Linked DNA regions of Homo sapiens: region 1 is linked to region 2. The links are chromatin contacts, found by POLR2A ChIA-PET in ENCODE. All regions are on one chromosome and are shown on one strand. Each heading gives the region's core, a stretch centred on a gene start or an enhancer-like site at or near the end of the contact. The rest is flanking DNA. Distances are from core to core; before and after follow the strand shown.

Evidence for each region. ChIA-PET counts read pairs that join two places held with the same protein, here RNA polymerase II (POLR2A).
Region 1: POLR2A ChIA-PET joins it to region 2 with 10 read pairs in naive thymus-derived CD4-positive, alpha-beta T cell. The contact joins the promoter of ZNF736 here to the promoter of MRPS17 in region 2. POLR2A ChIA-PET finds 5 or more read pairs at or near these places in 3 of 52 experiments (GM10248, OCI-LY7 and naive thymus-derived CD4-positive, alpha-beta T cell).

The regions. Positions count from the first base shown.
Region 1 is chr7:64,312,186-64,318,607 of GRCh38, forward strand. It overlaps ZNF736 (zinc finger protein 736), which reads left to right and starts at 1,776. Exons shown (of 4, transcript NM_001170905.3): 1 at 1,776-1,968. The coding sequence starts at 1,966. RefSeq lists an enhancer at 1,829-2,008.
Region 2 is chr7:55,947,999-55,954,148 of GRCh38, forward strand. It overlaps MRPS17 (mitochondrial ribosomal protein S17), which reads left to right and starts at 3,879. Exons shown (of 3, transcript NM_015969.3): 1 at 3,879-3,932; 2 at 5,181-5,320. The coding sequence starts at 5,198. RefSeq lists an enhancer at 3,932-3,991.

The DNA of each region.
Region 1 (6,422 bases), core at 526-3,025, 8.4 Mb after region 2:
CTTTCTGATGACCATTGGCTGACTTCTAGGGAAATGTAACACCCAGAAAGAAAAGGAAGGTGAGCAGCTGGGGCAACATTGGGAGAGAGTGGGGAGGTGAAAGTCAGCAACACCCTGTGCTATCAGGTGGTGATGGGGATGAGTATCCACTTTTGGGTGTCCATTCAAGGCCTGTCCCTGAAATCTCATAAGCCCCCATCTCCTGGACTCTCCTATCCACATCTTTTACTTGAAAAAGCCAAAGACACGCAGCTGCCTCTCTCCAACTCTCTCCCCTCTTCCTAGCTGGCCTCCAAAAACATGAAGCACTCCCTTATTAACTCTGTGGTGAGATTTTAACAAGTCACAATGTTATGTGGTCCCTAGCTCCACCGTTTCCCAAATCCACTCAGCCCAGCTCTTCCAGGCCTTTACTCTGATTTCTCTTATAGAGGCATTTCAGGGACTGTTGCCACAGGAGGGAAGGGCTGAGGGAGAAAGGCCCCTTGCTCTTTTGATGTGGAGGCCTCCAGCTGGGAGGGAGGAGCTCTTCCCTCTGAATCCCTGGAGCTCTTCCCCATCACAGGTACCTGCCTTTTTGCTGCTTTAGCCTCATCTGGGCTTTCTGTGGTTTCTTCTCTAGGGTGGCCAACTTGGGTGTCTTCCTCTGCCAGGGTCAAGGACAAGGTCAGTGATATTATGCTCCCTTCACCCAGTTATGCCCAGTTACATTGACCTGGTACCCTGGATAACTGGTGTGAGTCAAGCTGGTCCAGTGCTCCTGCCACCTCCAGTAAACTCTGATTCTAGATTCACTCCCTGCTGCAACACTCACTGTGTGTGGAACCTTGGGCATGCAGCCAGGCCTCCCTGAGACTGTTTCTCAACTTGAAAGTGTGATGGGAACCACACCTACCTCACTGGGCCTCGTGAGGACTCAGTTATATGTAGCCGTCACCATTGTTCTCATCATCATCTCTCTCAGGAAGAGCCAGGCACAAGCACTCTCAAATTTTTCTCCTTTGAAGCTCCTCATTACCCTGTGAGGCTCATCATCCCTACATTTTTTAGATAAGAAAACAGAGGCCCAAAGAGGGCAGTGACTTGCCCAGGGCTCTACAGAAGAGGCCGGCTCCTCCCCACACCTGGAGGCCCTGACCTAGCTGACTTTACCCCACAGCCCAGCACTATCCCTGACTAGGGTCCCATCTTGGTTCTCCATGCTTGTTTAGGTCCTCAGGCAGGCTCAGCTTTGGTGGGAAAGAGACAGGGTGTTTTGGGAGGCCTGGGCGAGTGGCACCTCTAACCAATCTGCTAGGCCCTCACCTCTCAGTCTCACTGAGACACTCCATTAATTGGAAGCAGACCCAAAATTGCTTCACAGACTGAAGGTGATAATTGTCTACAGCCAGCTGAAGCAGCTGCATCTCCTGGAGGACTTTGATCTCCTGCAGCTAAAGGGAAAGACAGGATGCTGAGACAGGGCCTGCAGCATACACATAACTATAATTCAGAATGTAATATATACACACACACGAAAATATAATCAGAAAGTGATATAATCTTATATGCAAGGTTAAATACAAATGTCTCTCAGGCAGGGCCAGGCCCCCAGCACAGGGAGGACTCGCCTGAAAACGCTGCAGGCAAAAACCTGTCACCCTTGCCTCATTCAGCCCAGTGTCTGATTACATCTTCTGTCACTTAGGATTGAAACGGGTGGGGCCTGGAGCCCTAGCCAATCAGTGGCGCCAGCGTGAAACTGTCCAATCAAGTGCGCAGCTACAGAGGAAGAGGCGGCCTCTTCAATATGGCGGGGCCTTTGTCTCCTAGCTTCCGGGCTCTGATCCTAGTTCGCGTCTCCACTGTTCCATCTCCTCCGTTCCTGGAGTTCCTCGGTGACTCTACTATAGCTTCTGTTATCCTGTGACCTGCAGGTACTGGGAGATCCATAGGGAGGACGGCGGAACATCTGGAGGCTGGGAAATGGTGAGTGCGTGGAGTGGGTGTCCCGAGAATGGGGAAGAGGCTGTTTGAATCCGGCCGGAACCGGCTGCGGTGGTATCTGGGCCTTCTCGCGGTCTGCTCTGGAGTCTGCATCCCCGAGTCCCCGCGGGCACAGCTCAATCCTCATTTCCCTCCATCGCAGATTAGGGGCTGAGCCAGCAGCCAAAACGCTACGTCTTGTTTTGTCCCTAAACTCGAATTTCTCCCCAGCTCAGATCCCTTCCTGGGCAGCTCTGTGCCGCAACCTCGAGTCTCCCTCCTCCAGATTGTGTGGGGGTGTTGGGAGTGTCATAAGACGGGAATTCTCATTTAGGGTCTGGAGTTCCTCCGTGGAAGAAGCAGTGGGCCGTGGGGTCCCTAGTCCCTCCTTTCTCCTTTTAAAAATAAAATCATGGCCCTTTTTTAAATTTATTTATTTTTGAGACAGTGTCTCACTCTGTTGCCCAGGCTAAAGTGCATTTCGGTTCACTGCAGCCTCCACCTACTGGGCTCAGATGATCCTCTCACCCCAGCCCCCCAAGTAGCTAGGACTAGAGGGGTGCGCCACCACGCCTATTTTGTTTTGTTTGTTTTTGTAGAGACAGGCTTTTGCCATGTTGCTCAGGCTGGTCTCGAACTCCCCGAGCTCAGGTCTCAGGTGATCCGCCCGCCTCGGGCCTCCTAAAGTGCCGGGATTACGTGCATGACCCACCACCCTAGCCTAAATTGAGGCAACTTTAGGATATAATTTGGATGTGTTTTCCAGCCCAAATCTCCTATTTAAATGTAATCCCCCATGTTGGAGGTGGGGCCTGGTGGAAGGATTGTGGGCCCGGATTTCTCACGAATAGTTTAGCACCATTCCTCTTGGTATTGTCCTCTCAATAGTGAGTGAGTTCCCTGAAGTTCATCATTTAGAAGTGTACAGCACCCCACCTTGCCTCTTTTTCAAGCTCTTGCTTCACCTTCATCCATGATTTTAAGCTTTCTGGGTGGGGCCTCCCCAGAAGCAGACGCTGGTGTTATGCTTTCTATGCAGCCTGTGGAACCATGAGCCAATTAATCCTCTTATAAATTACCCAGTCTGAGGTATTTATAGTAATGCCAGAAGCGATTAATACAAATAGTTTACTTGCACAAACAGTAATTTATCAATCAGAGAACACCCAGCTATGATTTGTTGTTTGGGGGCTCAAAGGAGGGTCTTGGAACAAAAGGTTGTTTTTTTTTTTTAAGAGGTATGAGGAAGCAAACCAGATTCAATATTTGATTGGTTACAGTTACGTATTGCATTTGCAGCCCTCCGGTGGAAATGTCCTGGTTATGTAATTAGAGCTTTTTATTGGCAGCTTGTGGTTGGTTAAGCCTAAGTTGTTTTGTTGTTGTTGTTGTTGTTTCTCAAAGTTAATAATTTACCAGAAATTCCTTCGACGTAGTTAGGTTTCCTTAGGCAGAATCCCAGGGCACCATGGCCACTTCAGCCTAATTGCTAGCTATTTAATTATTTTAATGCTCCACAGGGTCGTTGGTTTTCTCTGCATTTTTCAAATGTTTGGCAAGCAGGGTCTCAAATCTAAAACTGTTCTCCCAGCCTAACTGTTCTAGGGACTGTATAAAATTCTAAATTTCCAATTTCTTTCCCACATTCCCAAATGCCAACTATCCCTCTCCAAATCACATTATGAACTATCAGTTCTTTATTTAATTTTAAAACGGATGTGGCATTTTGTTTATTTTTGTTTAACAGAGCCGTGGGTGGCTCTTTTTAATATATTAGTCTGTTTGTGCATATTTCACAGGACAGAAAAGCAAAGAGTAGTCACCTGACACTGCGCATCTCCTCTCATCTTCTCTAGGCACGCGCGCCTTCCCAGAATGTCTTTGGATCCTTTGCAGGGTGATGTGTCCTCAGTCACTCTCCTGTGTTTTCCTGGTCCAAGTATTACAGCTTTCTGGGGATGATCCAAGATACCCACAAGGACCATATCTCTTGGAGTGTCTAGCAAACATTAGCCCCTGGGTCATCTCCTTTCAGAGAAGAGCCTGAGGCATTGGGTGGAGCCTCTCAGGGGAGCAGCTGGATGCCCTCGTGCTGAGAGCAGTTTCCTGATTCACCCTTCCTCTAAAAAGCTAACTGCTTTAACATTAAGATTTTTTTCCCCTCAATCCTAGTTTTCATTTCTTGCAGACACATTGGTGGTCAACCAATCAGGTGCTGATATTGAGGGGAAAAGGCACAAATGCATCTTGCCCTCTGGTTTCTCTCAGGCTTGTGAAGGAGAATAACTGTCCCAAAGTACAGGAAAGATCCACTCTAGTGAGGGAGTGTATAAATTTGCAAAGCAAAATACACATCTGCCACACAGGGGGCAAGTGCAGTATCTTTTGGGAGAGTGATGATCAAGTACTTTAGTGAGCAGAATGGGGGTGGGAGAATCTCTCAAGTGATTGACACATGAGTCTAAAACATTTGTGTTCCAGTCAGCACTACTTCTCCCTGTGTTTGTCACCTTCAATATATATGTTCAGTTATTTCAACTTCAGTTTTTCATTAATTGTATAATGGATTTTATCATTAGAGCTTGAAAGATTAAAAAAAAAATTTTCTAAAAGAAAAGAGGTAGATTTTAGAAAAAAATAGTTTATATTCCATTGGTTGAAAATTCTCATTTACCTTTTATATTTCCCACAGTGAGTGTAGTAAGATTCCGCGTCTGTTCTATTTAGCATGATTTCAAACAGAATCCCAGGGCTTAGCTTTGGGAATGCTACCTGGGAAAAGACAGAGGAAATGTCTCTCTCATGATGCCTGCAGAAAAATAAATACATTTCTACAAGAAAGTGTGGTAGATTAACACGTAAATTACAAAACATTCATGAAAACATCAGTTTCTCTCTTGTGCAGGGTGGAGAATTTGTGACAGTGGCCAACTCATTTTTTTAAAAAATTTCTACTTTGTAGGAAGTATTTATGTGTACACAATAAAAAGATATTTCCCACCATACATACATATCTTTGCTCAGGTAATATATGTAACCTAAAGCAATATGATTGTCTAGTATAATCGTAGCCAGTGAATCAGTAGCTTTTTTTTGAGCTGCAATGGATGTAACAGTTTTATCAGTAATTTTTTCTAAGCTTATAAAAATATTTTTAATCATGTGTTCATGGGAGGTGACACCTCACCAAGGCAAAAACATTTTTTTCCAATAAAATGAATGAAGCTGTTTTTTGAAAGCCAGGCAGATAATTAGCAGATTTTTTTCAAATAGAATCTTAATCTAAAACAGATTGGTGGCCATGCCTGTGGAAAAGTTAGAGAGAATTTGTCCAGTACTGGGTTTTTTCAGAGCTATGTAGAGAGAGCAGTGACCAGATATTTTAAAAGACATTACCCTTCAATTTAGTGGCACAGGTACTGGCCAAGAAAATCTAATATGGTTCCTTCCAACAAATTTGGAGTAAATCTTCTTCATAAAAGTAGAAAATCAAATTTTATTTTTATATTATTAATATTAAAGCTAACCTTAGGAAAGCATTATAAACAGATGTATTCAATCTCAATCAGCTTTGACCATACAAGATTTCTGTAAACCTTTTATAACCCCTTAAAATTTTATTTTTCTCTTTCTCCAGCTTTCTATATCCATTAAGTTTACCTCATTTTCTTTATCTTTTTTCTCTCAATTTTATGTATTTTTTAAATAACCTCTAAACTCAGCAAAATTGCCGTTTCTTTAAGAAAAACCACATTCTCACATCTGTTTCTAAAATATTTTTTTTTCATCAAGAAACACATTTTCTTTGTACTGTGTATGTAAAGTTGTTTCTCTCCTTAACAATAGTTTTAGTTACGAATCTTGGGCAGAATTTTAATTTTTAATAATCTTAATTTATAGTGAAAGCCTGAGAAGTAAGCAATTTTAACTATTAGTCATGAACTAAAATTTTATAAAGATATATTTTCTAATTTTTAGAAACATAGGATTTTAAATGGAAACATTTTTAATGTGGAATAGGGCATACTAACAGATCTAAATATCTTTGGTTTCTGTGAAGAAACCAAAAATATTTAGCTTAAACTTGTATTTAAAAATTAATATCTTAGCATTTTGTCTTACTTGGAGATAATTTAGATGTTTAATGAATAGCCATCATTTAATGTAGCTTAGCAACAGTCTACGAGTGTAGTTTCCATAAAGATTTGAGAAACTATTTAAATTAAACACATTACAAAACAATCAGTATTGTAAGTTTATAAACTTTTGTCCCATTTACATGCTTTATTTATTTATTCTTAACAATTATTTTTGTAAAATCTCATGAAACAGACTAATATACTCATCTAAAGTTAAACTTCCTATTATCCATTTTTATATTACCATGTTGGGCAAGTATCATAAAAGCAATAAAGTTAAATATATACATATTTTGCTGAGAAGTCAAAAGACTTTTT
Region 2 (6,150 bases), core at 2,629-5,128:
TGGGTTCAAGCAATTCTTCTGCTTCAGTCTCCCTAGTAGCTGGGATTACAGGCATGCACCACCACGCCCGGCTATTTTTTTTTTTTTTTTGTATTTTTAAGAGAGATGAGGTTTCACCATATTGGCCAGGCTGGTCTCCAACTCCCGACCTTGTGATCCGCCTGCCAATCTTACCAGACCCAAAATAATAATACTGTCTCAAACTAAATTGTAGCATATGCATTAGCAATGCCTCATCCTTGGTCACGTCATCCATAAGACCTTGCATCAATGAAATAACTCTTATTTGGTCTTTTATAACAAAATATCACTTGTAGTGTTGTGGGACATTTTAAGACCTTTTGTATAAACTTTAAATTTTTGAGACTTGAACTTTCCCAAAAGTATCTAGCCATTGTCTGGTCATTTTTTTGACAGGACATAATGATCTTTTTAGCTAGCATTATTCCAAAGCCTTTATATTCCTTATTTGTATAATCAAAAGGCCATCCAGCTCCTTCTTCGTGAAGAGTGCAGTTTTTGTAGTCAGCTTTTCATTGTAGAACATTTGGCTGCTTAATCATTTTGAAACACACTGTTGAATCCTGCTTCTCCTTGGTTATTATTGTATGTAATCATTAGAGCCAATTAACTGTTAGACCGTCTTTCTACTTTGTTGAAGTAACTATTTTAACTGTTAGACCATCTTTCTACTTTGTTGAAGTAACTTTTTCCAAGATTACTTGGCTTGCCTAGCACCCCAATGTTTATTATTTCTTGATTAAACAGGAACAAATCTATATACACATACATATATATGTGTGTGTGTACATATGCTCGTACCTAGTAAGAAAAAAATATATATTTTTAGGTCAATAATGAATAAGGCTGGGTGCAGTGGCTCACGCCTGTAATCCCAGCACTTTGGGAGGTCAGGGCAGGTGGATCATTTGAGGTCGGGAGTTCAAGAGCAGCCTGGCCAACAAGATGAAACCCTGTCTCTACTAACAATACAAAAATTAGCCGGGTATGGTGACGAGTGCCTGTGATCCCAGCTACTCGGGAGGCTGAGGGAGGAGAATCACCTGAACCCAGGATGCAGAGGTTGCAGTGAGCGAAGATCACCCCACTGCACTCCAGCCTCAGTGACAGAGTGAGACTCTGTCTCAAAAAAAAAAAAAAAAGACTATTGTACATTCACATAGTAAAGTTCTGTGCAACTGAAAAGAAAGATCAGCATGTTCAGTACACTCCAGAAGCTGATTTGGAGCGATTCTTCCAGGATATGTTAAGTGAAAAGGGCAAATACAAAGCAGTCTACATAGAATGTTACTTTTGTAAGAGAATATATACAATCTTTGCAAAAAGAAATATAAGCAGGCCAAACCAGAAACTAATAAATTAGTTACCTATGGGAAACAAGAACAAGATCAAAAAGATTGGGAATGGAATGAAATTTCTCTGCTTGTATCTTTTTAAAGTTTTAGTCCTTCCTTCTCCCCTCCCCTCCCCTCCCCTTCCCTTCCCCCCTCCCTTCCCGTCCCTTTTTTTTTTTTTTTTTTTTTTTTTTTTTGAGACAGAGTCTCACTCCCTCACCCAGGCTGGAGTGCACTGGCACCATCTCCGCTCACTGCAACCTCCACCTTCCAGGTTCAAGCGATTCTCCTGCCTTAGCCTCCTGAGTAGGTGGGATTACAGGCGTGTGTCACTATGCCCAGCTAATTTTTGTATTTTTAGTAGGGATGGAGTTTCACCATGTTGCCACAGGCTGATCTCGAACTCCTGGCCTCAGGTGATCCGCATGCCTCGGCCTCCCAAAGGGCTGGGATTATAGGCGTGAGCCACTGCGCCCAGCCTTAAAGTTTTAATTTTTGAACCATTTTAATGATTTACACATTCAAAAAATAAGATTAAAAGGATATGGTTTTTCCTATCCTCGAATACAAAATTGTATACAAACATATAAAAATGAAGGCCAGGCACGGTGGCTCACGCCTGTAATCCCAACACTTTGGGAGGCCGAGGCGGGCGGATCATTAGGTCACAAGATGGAGACCATCCTGGCTAACGCGGTGAAACTCCATCTCTACTAAAAATACAAGAAAAATTAGCCGGGCGTGGTGGCGGGTGCCTGTAGTCCCAGCCACCCGGGATGCTGAGGCAGGAGAATGGCGTAAACCCAGGAGGCAGAGCTTGCAGTGAGCCGAGATTGTGAGCGAGACTCCGTCTGAAAAAAAAAAAAAAATCTAATTGTATAGAATATTGTTACAACCACACAGAAGAAAAAAAAAGAATCCCAAGAAATGTTGAACACAGTGCTGTCATTGTACACTCTAAGGACAAAAAGAACCACAAAAAATAATCTCACGCATCACTTAGAAAGTTTGTTTTTAGTCGGGATATTGTTAGTACAACTCCAAAAGCATATAGTGTATACTATAGGATTTAGCATTAATCATTGATGTTGTCGGGGTAGGGACCAGAGTTCTAACTGTGGAAGAAAGGAGATAAAAATACGGAACTGGTGAAGCAAAAGAAGAAACCCACTGGTGGCTCATGCCTGTAATCCCAGCACTTTGGGAAGCCGAGACGGGCGGATCACGAGGTCAGGAGATCGAGACCATCCTGGCTTACACGGTGAAACCCCGTCTCCACTAAAAAAAATACAAAAAATTAGCCGGCCTGGTGGCAGGCGCCTGTAGTCCCAGCTACTCGGAAGGCTGAGGCAGGAGAATGGCGTGAACCCGGGAGGCGGAGCTTGCAGTGAGCCGAGATCGCGCCAGTGCACTCCAGCCTGGGCGACAGAGACAGCCTCCGTCCCAAAAAAGAAAGAAACCCACTGCTGTTTAAAGGTAGGTGTGTGTGTGCGTGTGTGTATGTTTCAATGTATCGATAGCTACATCTGCTGAAATAGCCTACAGGCAGGAAAATCCCAGTAGCAAGTTGCTCACCTAGCACTCAGAGCTTTGTTGCTAAGTACCACTCCCCACTGATATTTTTCGTTTGAAAAACTTCTGATACAATAACTGGTCAGGGAAAGTATAGGTAAATCTGGACCAGCCAGGCACAGTGGCTCATGCCTGTAATCCCAGAACTTTGGGAGTCCGAAATAGGTGGATCACTTGAGGCCAAGAGTTCAAGAACAGCCTGGCCAACATGGTGAAATCCCGTCTCTACTAAAAATAAAAAAAATTAGCTGGACGTGGTGCCAGATGCCTGTAGTCCCAGCTACTCAGGAGGCTGAGGCAGGAGAATCCCTTAAACCCAGGAGGCAGAGGTTGCAGTGAGTCAAGATCATGCCACTGCACTCCAGCCTGGGCAACAAGAGTGAGACCCTGTCTCAAAAAAAAAAAAAAAAAAAACACTTTTAGGCCAGGCACGGTGGCTCACGCCTGTAATTCCAACACTTTGAAAGGCCAAAGTGGTTGGATCACTTAAGGCCAGGAGTTCGAGACCAGCCTGGCCAACATGTGAAACCCTGTCTCTACTAAAAATACAAAAATTAGCTGGGCATGGTGGTGCACGCCTGTAATCCCAGCTACTTGGGAGGTTGAGGCAGAAGAATCGCTTGAACCCGGGAGGCAGAGGTTGCAGTGAGCAGAGATCGCGCCACTGCACACCAGCCTGGGCGACAGAGCGAGACTCCGTCTCAAAAAAAAAAAAAAAAAAAAGAAACAAAACAAAAGAATGAAAGAAAAGTCCGAAACCTCCTGCGCCACTGTCCACTAGCTGCGCGCGTTAGGAAACCAGAGGTCAGCGCCCCCGACCCCGCCACCGCCGCGGGTCCCTTTAAGGGAGAGTGGGCGGGGTCCTGCCTTTAACTCCGCCCACGGCTAAGGAGATGCACGGCCTACGAGAGGGGTAGTGTGGGACTGAGCCAATGCGTACGGCGTGACGCCATCCCGCTGCGACCGGCGCTCCCCGGGGCAGGTGGCTGCATAGTCTTGGCGGAGGTGAGTCTCGTGGTGGAGGTGAGGGCAGGCTCCGGGGTATTGCTGCCGGGGGAGGATTTGCTGGGGACCCAAGGCACCCTCGCGTGAGAGCCCTGAGAGCGAATCGCTTCGTCTGACCTCGGGGTTGTCTGGGGCGAGGGCACGAATCACCCCAACCTTTCCGAAGCCTGGTGGAATGGCTTGTGAACTGATCTCAAAAGCAGCCCAAGTCATCCGTCGCTGGGCCGGGGAGGGGGACACCGCGGCGGCCCCGCCGAGTGCTACCTGGGCACTGAGCCTGTGGGGAGAGGCGACCCAGCGGGGTGGAGAGAGATAAGGGACCAGTAACGTCCAGCGTTTGTCCGTGGTATTGAGCGTTCTGTGGGTCAAATTCTCAAAGCACTCCTGCGAAATAGGCCTGCCCATTTTGCAGAAGGGGAACGTGAGGCTTGGCGAAGTTAAAGTTACCGCTTTGTAAGCGCTGTAAAGATGAGAGGTTGGGTAGTGGGGAACGTGTAAGCATCTCTGAAATGGTGATTCAAGCCGGGCGCGGTGGCTCACGCCTCTTAATCCCAGCACTTTGGGAGGCTTGAGGCGGGCGGATCACCTGAGGTCAGGAGTTCGAGACCAGTCTGGCCAACATGGTGAAACTCTGTCTTTACTAAAAATACAAAAATTAGCTCGGCGTGGTGGTGCGGGCCTGTAGTCCCGGCTACTCGGGAGGCTGAGGGAGAAGAATCGCTTGAACCCGGGAGGCGGAGGTTGCAGTGAGCCGAGATCGCGCCACTTCACTCCAGACTGGGCGAAAGAACTAAACTTCATCTAAAGAAAAATACATATGGCCGGGCGCGGTGGCTCACGCCTGTAATCCTAGCACTCTGGGAGGCCGAGGCGGGCGGATCACGAGGTCAGGAGATCAAGACCATCCTGGCTAACACGGTGAAACTCCATCTCTACTAAAAATACAAAAAAATTAGCCGGGCGTTGTGGCGGGCGCCTGTAGTCCCAGCTGCTCGGGAGGCTGAGGCAGGAGAATGGCGTGAACCCAGGAGGCGGCGTTTGCAGTGAGCCAAGATCGCACCACCGCACTCCAGCCTGGGCGACAGAGAGAGACTACATCTAAAAAAAAACAAAACAAAACTGTTTCTGGGTGGAGGGGGGAACGAAAAAGAAAAAAACTGTTTCTGGACTAACCTGGACAGTTCTTGTGACAAAATTCATGTGGCATCATAACCACCAGAATATGAGACTTTGGAATTTGCTTTTCAGGTGACCAAAGCCACGTAATGTCCGTAGTTCGCTCATCCGTCCATGCCAGATGGATTGTGGGGAAGGTGATTGGGACAAAAATGCAAAAGACTGCTAAAGTGAGAGTGACCAGGCTTGTTCTGGATCCCTATTTATTAAAGGTGAGAAACATTCTTGTTTCCGGGTGGCTTTGGTAAATCACCACCATGTCCTGGGTCCTAAGCAAAAAAACATTTATCTCTCAGTAAAGATGTCTTGTCTCTCATCTGCTTTGAGCCAGGCATTTTGCTGGTCTGTAGGTATAACACGGTTTACACATTCCAAGAAAACAGTTAATGTCAATCCACTCTAACTGCTGTAGTCATTCTGTATGCAAAGTACTGGCCGGATGAGGTGGCTCACACCTGTAATCCCAGCACTTTGGGAGGCCGATGCGGTTGGATCACCTGAGATCAGGAGTTCGAGACCAGTCTGGCCAACGTGGTGAAACCCCGTCTCTACTAAAAATACAAAAATTAGCTGGGCATAGTGGTGCGCACCTGTAATCCTAGCTACTCTGGAGGCTGAGGCAGGAGAATCTCTTGAAGCCGGGAGGCGGAGGTTGCAATGAGCCACAATTGTACCATTGCACTCCATCCTGGACAAGAGCAAAACTCTGCCTACCATGCACAATTCACAATAGGGTTTGTGCTCCTATAGGAATCTAATGCCGCTGCTGATCTGACAGGAGGTGGAGCGCAGGCGGTAATACTCATGCTGGCTCAACGCCACTCACCTCCTGCTGTGCGGCCCTGTTCCTAACAGGCCACTGAATGGTATCAGTCTGCTGCCCTGGGGGTTGGGGATCCCTGCTTGAACCCAAAGACAGGCTTGGAAACACGGGTAGGGATGAAGACTGGAGGTAAGGGAATGGGCAAAGAGGCTGCTGCAAAAGTCTAGGATGGAAATAAGGACCTGAACTAAAGTTGATGTAGTGGGGATGGAGTGGAAA